Linked DNA regions of Homo sapiens: region 2 is linked to region 1. A link is a contact called in ENCODE Hi-C or POLR2A ChIA-PET data. All regions are on one chromosome and are shown on one strand. The core of a region is the stretch at or near the end of the contact, and the rest is flanking DNA. Distances in the headings are between cores, read along the strand shown.

What was found. A loop is a pair of places that touch in the nucleus more often than their neighbours do. ChIA-PET counts read pairs that join two places held with the same protein, here RNA polymerase II (POLR2A). Pooled maps may share reads with other maps.
Region 2: a loop to region 1 is called in a map of posterior cingulate gyrus, with 10 times the contacts of the local background. The contact joins the enhancer-like site here to the promoter of BIRC6 in region 1. A Hi-C loop is called at or near these places in 5 of 168 maps with a recorded cell type or tissue (Caco-2, aorta, ascending aorta and 2 more) and 7 of 50 pooled maps. POLR2A ChIA-PET finds 5 or more read pairs at or near these places in 10 of 52 experiments (CD8-positive, alpha-beta memory T cell, GM10248, GM12878 and 7 more).

What each region holds. Positions count from the first base shown.
Region 1 is chr2:32,353,511-32,360,408 of GRCh38, forward strand. BIRC6 (baculoviral IAP repeat containing 6) reads left to right here and starts at 3,513. Exons shown (of 74, transcript NM_016252.4): 1 at 3,513-3,976. The coding sequence starts at 3,652. RefSeq lists enhancers at 3,184-3,696, 4,211-4,723 and silencers at 3,200-3,569, 3,730-3,959.
Region 2 is chr2:32,422,836-32,429,733 of GRCh38, forward strand. It overlaps BIRC6 (baculoviral IAP repeat containing 6), which reads left to right. Exons shown (of 74, transcript NM_016252.4): 11 at 6,311-6,460. Among named protein-coding and RNA genes, the nearest start is that of BIRC6, 69 kb to the left of the region's middle. Within about 2 kb of position 2,984, at least 3 of the 41 ENCODE cell types and tissues checked have a DNase peak (open chromatin) inside an H3K27ac peak, as active enhancers do; they include IMR-90 and psoas muscle, where a contact is called at or near this core.

The DNA of each region.
Region 1 (6,898 bases), core at 2,263-4,762:
CTTTACTATGACAAAGATTCTTTGGCCAAACTTTAGTCAGACTTCTGAATCTTCTGCTAGGTCCATCCGTGCACTTCCTTGTAAAGTCTAGTTTTAGCAGAAAACTGAGCTAAGTCAGTTTAGCAAGAACCCCTCTTCCTCCATATCTGATCAGGCTCCTCATCCTCCACCATCTCCCAGGTGATGTCTGATCACTGTGGCCTGTCTTCAGCAAGAATCCTGTTAGATTGATTTGGCCAGAGTTTCACTTACCCCTGAGGTTTCCTCTTAGTAATTTTCTATCTACTGACCCCCTACATTGTTCCTTGGTGAATCAGATTCCTGAACCATTGCTCAAGACAAATGTCTGCCAAAGCTGGTAAGAACAGATGTGGATTCTTAAGGTATCAGTATACTCTGGCTGGGTTTGGTGGCTTGCACCTGTAATTCCAGCTACTTAGGAGGCTGAGGCAGGAGGATCGCTTGAGCCCAGGAGTTTGAGGCTGCAGTGAGCTATGATCATGCCACTGACTCTGGCCTAGGTGACACGGTAAGACGCTGTCTCTTAAAATAAGGAAAAAAAACGCCGGGCGCGGTGGCTCACGCCTGTAATCCCAGCACTTTGGGAGGCCGAGGCGGGTGGATCACGAGATCAGGAGATCGAGACCATCCTGGCTAACACAGTGAAACCCCATTTCTACTAAAAATACAAAAAATTAGCCGGGCGTAGTGGCTGGTGCCTATAATCCCAGCTACTCGGGAGGCTGAGGCAGGAGAATAGCGTGAACCCGGGAGGCGGAGCCTGCAGTGATCCGCGATCGCGCCACTGCACTCCAGCCTGGGCGACTGAGCGGGACTTCGTCTCAAAAAAAAAAGGAAAGAAAAGTATATTCTCTGAAACTGTGTTACAGTCCCAGGCTTCTTTTGAAAGGTACCTTCTGGGCTGGATGTTCTTTCTGGCTCTCTGTGAAGCCTCTGTATTCTCTCTATTGGATCTTGCTTCTCCCATGGGAAATTCTGTCACCTGAAACCCTTCTTCTCTGAAACCAGAAATCCCTACTGATTATAACCTTTGCCAACTTTGTCCACCACTGCCAGATCCTTTCCCTTCTCACTCCAGCCCCACAGTCACTTGCACTTTAGGCTCCCTACCCTCCACTGGGGGCTCTGAAGGGACTGAGAGGACCCTCCAAATCAATCACTTGAGGCTGAAAAGAGAGAAAAAAATGAGACTGTTTTGAAACAGGGCAAATAAAAAAAAAAGTAAAAAGAATTTTCCACAAATATTGGTAAAAAGCTTTAGCCCTTACTAAGTAGGTAAACTCAACTTGTCCCATTTTCTTTTTTTTTTTTTTTTCTGAGGCAGATTGTCGCTCTGTCGCCCAGGCTGGAGTGCAGTGGCACGATCTCTGCTCACTGCAACCTCCGCCTTCAGGGTTCAAGTGATTCTCCTGCCTCTGCCTCCCTAGTAGCTGGGACTACAGGTGCCCGCCACCAGGCCCGGCTCATTTTTTTCTATTTTTAGTAGAGATGGGCTTTCACTATGTTGGCCAGGCTAGTCAAAGTGCTAGGATTACAGGTATGAGTCACCGCACCCGGCCAAGTATTCCTATTTTTATGGCAATATAGTTATTTGCATAATTTCTATAAAAATGTGTTCTCCTGTAACAAGACATAATTGGAGGCACTGGTTGTATTAACCAGGTTTTGACTGGAATGTCATATTTTCAAACATGACCAGATGGCATTAAGGAGCTATGGTTGACTTTATGGAGCCAATAAAGTCTTCGTTTGAAAAACTGGCCTGATTGTTCCCAGACTTACAGGTGAGTGGCCTGAGTGGCCGGGCGCGGGGGCTCACACCTGTAATCCCAGCACTTTGGGAGGCCGAGGCAGGTGGATCACGAGATCAGGAGTTCAATACCAACCTGGCCAAGATGGTGAAACCCCATCTCTACTAAAAATACAAAAAAAAAAAAAAAAAAAAATTAGCCAGGCGTGGTGGCAGGTGCCTGTAATCCCAGCTATTCAGGAGGCTGAGGCCGAGAATTGCTTGAATCCAAGAGGCAGAAGTTGTAGTGAGCTGAGATCACGCCACTGCACTCCAGCCTGGGCGACGGAGTGAGACTCCGTCTCAATAAACAAACAAAAACAAACAAAAAAGCCAAAAAAAAAAAAAAAAAAGAACCACAGATGAGTAAGGAATGTCACTCTCTGGCAGGCCCAGGAACTTCAGTGTATTTTAGGGACCCCCAAGAAGAGAGGAATACAGTCAAATCTCTAAGTGTTTCAGATGTAGCCTGATGGCTAATAGTTTAAGATGTAGTTCAGGTAATCCATGAAGATTTCCTGAAGGAAGTTCGCATGAATGTGAGAGGGCAATTAACTTTTATAATTTTTATTGAGCACGTAGTATATACTTGTCAGATGCTCTTCTACACATTTTACAAATGATTCTTAATCCTCACAACAGATCTTTGATTAGGTTTTTAAGGAAAACTAGTTCTTTCCAAAATAACCTAATGATCACAAAACATATAGAACATACAACTCTGCATCTTGACTATGGTGCGTAGGTCTACATGTGATAAAATGACATTGAACTATACACACATCATACAACTATCAAATCCCTCCTTTTGAGATTGTACTAGAATTATGTAATATGCAACCATTGGGGGAAACTGGGTAAAGAGTAAATTGGATCTCTCTGTACTATCTTTGAGTAGTGTTTAGGTATTTTATAAAAATAATGTCCTACAGTTTGGGTTTGTCAAATGGTTTTCTCATAGTTAGATAGGGGTTATGGCTTTTGGAGAGAAAGACCACAGAGGTCTGTAGTATATTTTCAACTGTAATCTATTTCAAAATAAAAAGTTTTAAAAAAATTCTCCAAGGGGGGATGATTAGTAAATTGATTAGTCCTTTCTAGACCTCCAACACACCCCACCACACACTCACACAGACCCACACTCCTATTAATTCCGGTAACTCGGGTTGTTTGGAATGTGGATAGAGAAACTAAGCTTAACTATGCGCTTCCAGCACCTCGTATCTGGTACTTCTGTTCAACAGAAAGCCTTGGGAATGGGGAGGGCAGGCGTGGTAAAAGGTACAGGTTTGGGAAGGTCGCTCGGTTCCTTCCAATCCAAACGAGAGGCTTCTGATTGTTTATTCTCACACCAGAGCCGTGACCGAGACCCAGAGGTCCGCTTCCGGCCACGGCCGAACAGCTGCACCGTGCGTACCGGGAACGGTCAAGGCGCAGCTGGAACCGCTGCAAAAGGCCTCCGGGCGTACCGGACAGGTCGCAAGGGCGGGGGTCCCCACCTAGCGGAAATGCACGGAGGCCAACCCCTCCCCCTGCCCCCGCGAGGAGCGGGGCGGACTCGGCAGCCGCCACTCCCCAGGCTCACAGGAAGAAACTGGGACGCTGCGGACGCGGAACTGGCCAGACCCGCGGCGCGTGGCACGCGCGAGCCCTCCCGCGCATGCTCCACCCGCCGGCCTCCAGCCCGCGCCCCGGGCCCCGCCTCCCTCCCTGCTTCTCCCCCTCTCCCGTCAGCCTCCCTCCGAGTTTGGCCCCTCCGGCCGGGCGATCGACGTTCCGCGTGCGTGCGGGCGCCTGACTTCACTTCCGGCTAACGCGCTCGGCTTGCCCCCTGGCCCCGGATGGTGACTGGTGGTGGTGCTGCACCTCCCGGGACTGTCACTGAGCCGCTTCCCAGTGTGATTGTGCTGAGCGCAGGCCGGAAGATGGCGGCTGCGGCTGCGGCGGCCTCGGGCCCCGGCTGCTCCTCGGCGGCGGGGGCGGGGGCGGCCGGGGTCTCAGAGTGGCTGGTGCTGCGGGACGGCTGCATGCACTGCGACGCCGACGGGCTGCACAGCCTGTCCTACCACCCTGCGCTCAACGCCATCCTGGCCGTCACTAGCCGCGGGACCATCAAAGTCATCGACGGCACCTCGGGGGCCACACTGCAGGCCTCCGCGCTCAGTGGTGAGTCTTCCGCACGCCGGGCGGGCGCGAAGCCGGGGAAAGAAGCCGTCCAGCCCCGGGGCTCGGCCTCGCGACTCGGGGAAGCGAGATGGCGAGAGGGCAGGGCTGGGGGTTCGGGCCCAGCCGTGAAGGGAGGCCCGGAAGCTGATGGAGGGGGACCTTAGGACTTGGCTTTTTCAGCGGCTGCAGTTGGGAGGAAAGACCGGCGAGTCAGGGAGTGGTGGGAGGGGAGTTGCCTTTCGGGCCTGGAGCGTCCGGTCTGGCTTGGTCCTCCGCGAGAGGTGAGGAGACCTTGGAGCTTGGCACCGGAGGAAGCGAGGCCCGGGTAGGCCCTGGAGAGGCTGTCGGTCCTGCGTCCGGTTAGATGAGAGCGAAAGGCTGGAAGGGTTGACCCCGGGCGGAGAGGCTGGTGGCCGGAGGCGAGGGGCGGGGAGCGTCTGAGCCGGCAACCAAGCCCTCCCTTGTGGGAGAGGAGCCGGCAGTCTGCTGTTCTCAGGTCCCGCAGTGCGGGGGACAGACCGCGGGCTGTGCGCCCAGCGTGGGGGTGGGGGTGGGGTGGGGGTGGGGTGGGTCGTGGTGGGGGTGGGGAGGGAAGTAGGCGGGCCAGCTGCCTGAACTGCTTGGTCGACGACTGTAGGACTCTGCGGACGCCGAAGACGACTAGACCTGGTCCCCTTGCTCGGGGCTTCCAACTTCTACGCCCCAGTGACGAGAAAGTCAGGACCTGTGGTGTATGAAATAGATTCCTTTGGGTTTGTAACTTCAGGCTGTCTCTACTTGTTTTCCCACAGCGAGCCGAAAATTAGGATTTGAAGGTGTGTCTGAGTCTCACCATTGGAGGAGAGCACTTCTGGGTGGCGTAAACCTTGGTCCAGGGACGGGACTTTCAGATGCGTGAGGTGTATGCTCAGTGGACGGACTGGAGTGGTTTTGGAATGGCCCTGGCTGAGTTAGATTTGGCGGAGATGACATTTCATTTGTGGTTAAATGATGGGTGGCTTAATTTGGATGTTGTAGGTTTAGATTGAAAAGTTAGTGTATGAGTGAATCGGACTCCTGCATAGAGATGTAATGTATACAACTGTCTGCGTTTAGCCAAGTGGAAGTAGTTATGTGGTCAACCAATTCACTTGTATTTTAACGTAGACGAACAAGGAAAAGTTTACTATGTGAGTAATAAGGCATTTGTAAGAGTAAATGGCAATTTAGGGATGCAAACGTGAAATTAGACATGTTAATTATTGTTGATGTGAGAGTTGTGAAAGAATTGGATTATGTATAGTTTCAGGATATAAACTTGGAACATATCTAAGAGAAAGTTTTGGGAGGTAGGTTTGTAATTTTTTCTTTTCTTGGCTTAGGTAAATGATGGGGTGGCCCAGATGTAGCAGTGAACAGTTACTGCAACTTGGACATAATGGCTTCTCACTGTGTGTAAGAGGGAGATGCTCATTGGTAATTGGATGTCTTTCTTTTTAAAAGTCATTTAAAAGTATTTCAAGTATGAAAAGGTATGAAGAGTAATTACAGTGAACACCATGCATCCCCAACTCAGGTTAAGAAATAAAACTTTACAAATAGGATTAAAATCTCAGCTGAATCTCTCCTGGACTGCATTTCTCCAATCCTCCCTCTTCATAAACGTTATCTTTAATTTGATTTTATCCTTTTCATATATGTCTACACTTTCTAGTATATGTTTCTATCTTGAGGATGTAGTATTTTTGTGATTTTTAACTTGGAATAAGTGGTATATGTACTAGGATTTCTAAAGAAAGTCATTAACAAAAGTATTCAAGTGTTTTGGATAGAAAGAGGAATTTTATGGTGTGCTTTTTATGTCTGGAGGCCATGTTTGAGAATAATAATGTGTGTCAGGATTTGTTGGTTGGGGAAATTGGACATATATTTATGTGCCTGTACATGGAAGGAAAGACAATATTCACTTTAGTGGTAGATTACTAAAGAGGAGGGTTTTAGATGTATAACATGAAGGTGTAGGTAGATAAGTAAAATGTAGCATTGATTTGGGATAACAGGTTTTGTTGGGGCATCTGTTGATTAGAAGAGTTCGGGATTGGATACAATTGCAGGTCCCCATGCATGAAGATTGAGTATGTGAATTAAAATATGTAGAAGGGTTTATAGTGAACGGAATGAAGGATTACAGAAAAAATTTGGAAGTTAACAATGGATGCATTCTGAAACATTTTCATATATGAGAAGTGAAATTTATTATTATTTGTAAAATTTATTCGTATTTGTAGAGATGGGGTTTTGCTGTGTTGCCCAGGCTGGTCTTGAACTTCCGGCCTCAAATGATCCTCCCACCTCAGCCTCCCAAAGTGCTGGTATTACAGGCATGAGCTGTCCCACCTGGCCAGAAGTTTGTTATTAATAATAATTATCAGAGGTTGTATAGGGTCCTATTTGCCCCAGTTCAGATGATTGAGGAGGGAATGCTGCATTTTATGTTTTACTTAGAATCTGCAGGTATTTAGTAAGTTTGCTTTTAATGATTAATAGAGGGTGACAGCCCTATAAATAGAGTAGAGAGAAGATGCCAGTAGCGATCATGGTCCTAACATAATCCCTCTTTCCCGTTTATGGGCAATGGGCCACTTTCTTTTCTACCACAGAGGAAAGACATCTGTGTCTGAGGGGATAAAGACTAGGTGATACAGTAATAGGTCTTATGGACGCCTGGGGTTCAGTTTATAGGGTTATGGGTTGCCTGTAGATTTGCAGTTGAAGGATGGGAACAGGACTTGTATGTATATGTATTGAGTGGCAAAGACAGTGAATTTTTAACTATGACTACTAGTATATGTCTTTATATTATCTGTATCTGATATAAAATGTTTATAAATACAGTTTAACTGGATTAAGAGCTATCAGTATATACACAGGCTGGGTAAGTAT
Region 2 (6,898 bases), core at 1,734-4,233, 69 kb after region 1:
TAATTTATGCATTTTCCTGTCAGTGGACATCTTGTTTATTTCTGTTTTTTTCTGCTATAAACGTCTTGTGTAAGTTCCTTGGTGCACATATGTAAGGGGCTCTCTATTTTTTTATTTTTGAGGCAGAGTCTTGCTCTGTTGCCAAGGCTGGAGTGCAGTGGTGCCGATCTCAGCTCACTGCAGCCTCCACCTCCTGGGTTCAAGTGATTCTCCTGCCTCAGCCTCCCAAGGTTAGCTGGGATTACAGGCGTCTGGCTAATTTTTGTATTTTTACAAAACAGTTGGGGTTTCCCCATATTGGCCAGGCTGGTCTCTAACTCCTGACCTTAAGTGCTCCGCCCGCCTTGGCCTCCCAAAGTGATGGGATTACAGGCGTGACCCACTGTTCCCGGCCTGAGACTCTCAGTTCTTAAGAGTAGAATTATTGGGTCATGGGTTATAATTTTTTTTTTCTTTTTAAAATGTGTTAAATATATATAATGAGGTTTACTATTTTAACTGTTTTACAGCATGTAATGTAGTGGCTGTAATACATTCACAATGTTGTATAACCACCAGTACTGATTTCCAGAACTTTCCCATCATCCTAAACAAAAACTCTGTAACCATTAAGCAGTAACTTCCCATTCATTCTACCCTCCGCTGCTGGTAACCTCAATTCTACTTCTGTATGACTTTGCTTATTGTAGATACCTCATATAAGTGGAATCATGTATTTGTCCTTTTGTGTCTGGTTTCTTTCACTCAGCATATTTTTTATGTTTTTAATGCTCACCCATGTATCACATCTTGGTTCCTTTTTATGCCAAATAATATTCCATTACAGTAGGGCCCATCCACCCCCCCAATCCCTGCCCCTTATCTGTGGTTTCAGTTATCTGTGGTCAGCTTTGGTCTGGAAATATTAAATGGAAAATTTCAGAAATCAACAATTGATAATTATTAAATTACTCACCATTCTGAGTAGTGTGATAAAAATCTCTTCTTGTCCCATCCAGGACACAAATCATCATTTTGTCCAGCATCTCCATGCTGTATACACTACCTGTCTGTTAGTCACTTAGTAGCTGTCTTGGTTATCAGATTGTCTGTCACTGGTATCGCAGTGCTTGTGTTCAAGTAACCATTTTACTTAATAATGGCCCTAAAGTTCAAGAATGGTAATGCTAGCTATGGGATATGCCAAAGTGAAGCCGTTTTGAAGTTTTTTCTTTATGTTGAAAAGGCGAAATTTTTGACTTGGAAAGAAAAATATTTTATGTGCAGATTTCTAAGATTTATGGTAAGAACAAATCTTCTGTTTGTGAAATTGTGAACAGTATATTGCTATCATTGTGCTATTTTGTTGTTGTTCATCTCTTCCTGTGCCTAATTTATAAATTAAATTTATCATATGTGTGTGTGTATATATATGAATATATATATATGAAAAAACAATATATATACATATTGGGTTTGATACTATCCACAGTTTCAGTCATCACTGCGAGGTCTTGGAACTGTGACTACTGTAAGGGGTGACTATTGTAACTCAGCATTTGGGTTGTTTCCACATTTTGGCTATTGTGAATAATGTCCCTATAAACATTGGTGTACAAATATTTGAGTACCCGTTTTCAGTTGTTTTGGGTATATACCTAGGAGTGGAATTGTTGGGTCACATGGTAATTCTATGTTCAACCCTTTTTTTTTTTTTGAGATGGAGTTTCACGCTTGTTGCCCAGGCTGGAGTGCACTGACGCGATCTCGGCTCACTGCAACCTTTGCCTCCCCGGCTCTAGTGAGTCTCCTGCCTCAGCCTCCCAAGTAGCTGGGATTAGGCACGCACCACCACGCCCAGCTATTTTTTGTATTTTTAGTAGAGACACTATTTCGCCATGTTGACCATGCTGGTCTCCAACTCCTGACCTCAGGTGATCCTCCCACCTCGCCCACCCAACGTGCTGGGATTACAGGTGTGAGCCACCGCGTCTGGCCTATGTTTAACCTTTTGAGAATCACCAAGTTATTTTCCACAGAGTCTGCACCATTTTGCATTTCCACAAGCAGTTTGGAAGGGTCCCAGTTTTTCTACATCCTGGCCAACATTTGTTATTTTTGGTCTTTTTGACAACTAGTGGTTGTGAAGTGGTATCTGTTGTGGTTTTGGTTTGCACTTTCCTAATGATTAGTGATGTTGAGCATTTCTTCATGTGTTTATTGGTGATTTGTATTTCTATAATAGACGTAGAAATATCTATTCATGTCCTTGTCCACTTTTGAATTTTTTTTTTTTTGATTGAGTTGTAGGAACATTTTTAGAAATTCAGGATTCATATCTTAATAGATATGATTTGCAAATACTTACTTTCTCATATTCTGTGGGTTGTCTTTTTACTTTCTTGGTAGTGTCCTTTGATGCACAAAACATTGGCATTTTGAAAAAGTCCAGTTTATCTTTTTGTTGATAATCTTACATTCATACATCATTTTCCTGTTTTTCTTTAGTTTTTGTCCATTGTTCCCTTTAGCTAATTGGCTATATAAAGAGAATTCATTTAACGTTTTTGACTAATAATTCCAATATCTGGGCTTTCTCAGGTATGCTTTCTGGTAATTCTTTTTTTTTTTTTTTCTCCTGTAAATGGGCCATACTTTGCTGTTTCTTTGAGTGCTTTGTAATTTTTTGTTGTAGTCAGAACTTTCTGAGTATTGTAATGTGGTACCTCTAGAAATCTTATTCTCTCACTCTGGGAGATTTTGCTTGTTTCCAGCTGCAGCCATCCATTTGTGACATTTTCAAACTATTTGTACAAAGGCTAGAGAACCCTCTCCCCACTCTTATCCTTCCAAAAAAGAGTTCTATCTCTTTAAATCTTCCTGTAGATCCTGTTTCGGCTTTGTCCCCTTAAATCTTCTGGTGGCTGCTGCTTGGAGTAGCAGCTGCAGTCTCAGAAGGGTGAAACCCAGGCAAGAGTCTATTCTGGTCCCTTAGGGAACTGCTAGACCAACCAAAATGCACAACCCTATATATTGGGAAGAGAAGGTCCCTCCTGTCCGCCCTGGCACCAGCCAGCTGCTTCCAGCACATGTGCCACTTTCCCCCACAGCTGTGTCAGGGCTGAGTATGGAGGGGTAGCTGGTTCATTTAGGCCACCCTCTTACCAGAAATCAGTCTCCTCTGTTTATTGTAGATATCCTGTTAGGTCCCATAGTTCTGAAATAGTTGATTCCAATCATACTTTCTAGTTGAGTGGTTGCTTTGGTGGAGGGACTGATCCCTAGAGCTTCCTACTCTGCCATTTGGCATGAAATCACTGGTCCCCGTGTTGATTCTGGTTTCTTTTTCTGATACTACTTTTTTTTGAGTTATATTTTGGTGGTTTAATTAATAATACAATCTACTTCAGAATAATACTTTATTCTAGTAAAATATGTAGGAACTTTGCTCTTGTCTCTCCCCACCCCATACATTACATTTAAGTATGTTATAAACCCAACAGAATGGCCGGGTGTGGTGGCTTACGCCTGTAATCCCAGCACTTTGGGAGGTCAAGGCGGGCAGATCACCTAAGGTCAGGAGTTCAAGACCAGCCTGGCCAACATGGCAAAACCCTGTCTCTACTAAAAATACAAAAATTAGCCGGGTGTGGTGGTGGGCACCTGTAATCCCAACTACTCAGGAGGCTGAGGCAGGGAGAATCACTTGAACCCAGGAGGCGGAGGTTGCAGTGAGCTGAGATCACACCATTGTACTCCAGCCTGGGCAACAGAGCGAGACTCCGTCTCAAAACAAAAAACAAACAAAACCCAACAAAACATGTTACAATTATTTTATACAACCATTATCTTTTTAAAAAGTTGGCAAAGAAATGAGAAAAACATTTATTTATTATATTCACCTACTTACCATTTCTGTTCTTTATTTTTTCAGTGAATTTGATGTTGCTTTCCTTCCTCTTAAAGGGGCTTTCTTTGGGGCTTTCTTTGTTACTTATCATAAGGCAGGTTGCTAGCATAAAGTTCTCTCAGTCTTTGTTTTTCTGGAAATGTGTTCATCTCACATTCATTTTTGAGGATTAATGCTACATAGAGAATCTGTTGACAGTTTCTTTCTGTACTTTAAATGTCATTCCATTGCCTCTGGTCTCCATTGTTTCTCATAGTGATCTGTTAATTTGTGCTGTTGTTTTCATGTCTGATGAATAATTTTTATCTTGCTGTCTTCATGATGTTCCCTTTGCCTTTGACTCTCAAGAGCTTATATATATATGTGTTATTTCTTTGTGTTTATCCTATTTGAGGGTCATTGAACTTGAGTGAATTTGTGGTTTTCTATCAGATTTGGTAAGTTTTTGCCCATTATTTTTTCAGGTGGAATTCTCTTCTTCATGGAATTCCCATTACATGTATGTTCTTAATATTTTATCTGTCCTGTAGGTCTCCAAGCTTCTTTTAATTTTTATTTTATTTTATTTTTTTTTTGAGACAAAGTCTTGCTCTTGTCGCCCAGGCTGGAGTGCAGTGGCGCTATCTCAGCTCACTGCAACCTCTGCCTCCCGGGTTCAAGCGATTCTCCTTCCTCAGCCTCCTGAGTAGCTCAGGGGATTACAGGCGCCTGCCACCACGCCTGTCTAATTTTTGTATTTTTAGTAGAGATGGGGTTTCACCATGTTGGCCAGGCTGGTATCGAACTCCTGACCTCAGGTGATCCGCCCGCCTCCGTCTCCCAAGGTGCTGGGATAACAGGCGTGAGCCACTGCTCCTGGCCTTTAATTTTTTTAAAAATATTTTTGTTTGTTGAGTCGTTTATACCATTATTTCCTGTAATCTCTATACCCCTGGTTTCCTCTTATTCTATAAAAATATTTACAATAGATCCTTGAATTCTTTGCTAAATCTGAAGTCCGAGAAGACATTTTCAGGTGTGTGTGTGTGTGTGTGTTTTACATCTTGAATGTGGGTCCCTCTTTCTTTGCATGTCTTGTAATGTTTTATTTATTTACTGGACATTTAAAACAACACTATAGCAATCTGGATTCGTATCTCCCTACCTTTTGCCAGGTGGTTGTTGCTTTGTTTGTTTTGTGAAAACAAACAAACTGTTGAATCTGTGAAATCTGAATCTGTAAAATCTCTTCTGTATTGTGCAGCTGCTGATTTCTGTCATTTATTCTGCCTAGTTTTAATTTTTAAGACTTGTTTCTTATTTTGTTTCTTTTGGGGCAGCAGAGCTTAGTATTCAGCCAAAGATTGATAGGTTTGGTGTCCAAATACCTTTAGCCAGTAAGGCTGTGCTCAAGTGTGCCCTGGCTTTTATTTTCTGTTGTGCTTTCTCAGGTCTCTTTTGCATAGGCATAGAGGCTTAGTTGACTGAGGATGTAATAATGGCTTCGGCTCCCTCTGGTCTTTGCTGGACACGTGCACAGCCTCTGATCAAGGTGGGATTTGTGGAGAGTTTACCAGGCCCCCTGTGCTTCTCTCACTACATGTAATTCTGTGTTAAATCCCTGGTGTTTCCAGTGCTTTGCTTGCCCCACACAGAATTGTGACCTCAAGTAGCAGATCTCCTTGTTTGTTTCCCATTGAAATCACCTGTTTAAACTGGACGCTCTCCATCAATCAAGTCCCATCTGGAGATAGCAGTGAATGTGCTGGTTTTCACTGCTTACCTCACCCTCGTTAAATTACAGTTTTGTCTAGCTTTATAGTTGCCTTTCAGGAAGGGGATTTATCATCTTCCTTCTTCTGCTATGCTGGAAGTGAATCTCCAAATTAGAATGTTAGAATATACTATTACCCATTAATTTTTTTGTCTTAATTAAAGCTAAATTTGCTGTCAGTTTTTTTCCTGTGACAGAGATTTTAAACTAGAAATTTGAGTTGCCTTCATTTCATTGTGAATGCTTTAAAAAATAAGAGTATTTGTTAAGTTTTGTTATTGTTGAGATTAAGAGATCTGGCTGTGGATTCCAGTATAGCTAGTGCCTCATCTGTAAAATGGCCACAGTAATAGTTCTACCACAAGGGTTTTTGGTAAAAAGTAAATGAATTAATTAAAGCACTTAAAATACTGTCTCATAAAAGTAAATACTAGATAAATACCTGTTTTCATGTATGTTTATGTATTTATCATTTTCTTCATAAAAATTTGGTTTCAATTTGTAATTCCTTGGCAATTAAATTTCTAAACTCTTGGAAATACATCACATTGGTAGCTTTCCTTATCTGCCTATGAAGTGACATTCAGTTGTTTCCTAAGTAGTATTACATTTGAATATTTGAATGTTTACCTATTTTTCATGTATCTATGAAATTTACTACACTGTAGGTGGTGAGCTTCATTTTCTCCAAATTGGAGGAACCTGTGATGATATTGATGAAGCTGATATACTAGTGGATGGATCTCTTTCTAAAGGAATAGAACCATCTTCAGAAGGTTCCAAACCTTTATCAAATCCTTCAAGTCCTGGCATTTCAGGTATGATATTAAATTTTTAAATGATTTTAAAAAAAGAATAGGTAGTATTTATCATTTTTCTAGTTGTTGGAAGATGTAAACATATTAAAGTAAGAAGTGATTCTCAACCTGTATGGTATGTTACTCAATATTTGTGAAGTCATCTAAGAGGTTAAAACAAACATTTCAGCCATTAATGAGCTTTTAGTCTAATTAGAGGAGGGAAAAATCATATAAAAGAGAATTCATTAAGTAAGAATAAAATTAGTAGACTGGCTCATATTATTAATATTACTACTGGAATTGAAAAGGTGAAAAAAAAATACTGTCACTGAGGATATATTTAGGTGGTATATTCACACATACGTTGCCCCATCCTGAATCTCTCGATAGGTTTGTTTATATTTGTTTGTTGTTTTTGCCTTTTTTCTCCCATCCTTGACCCACATTGCCCTCCAG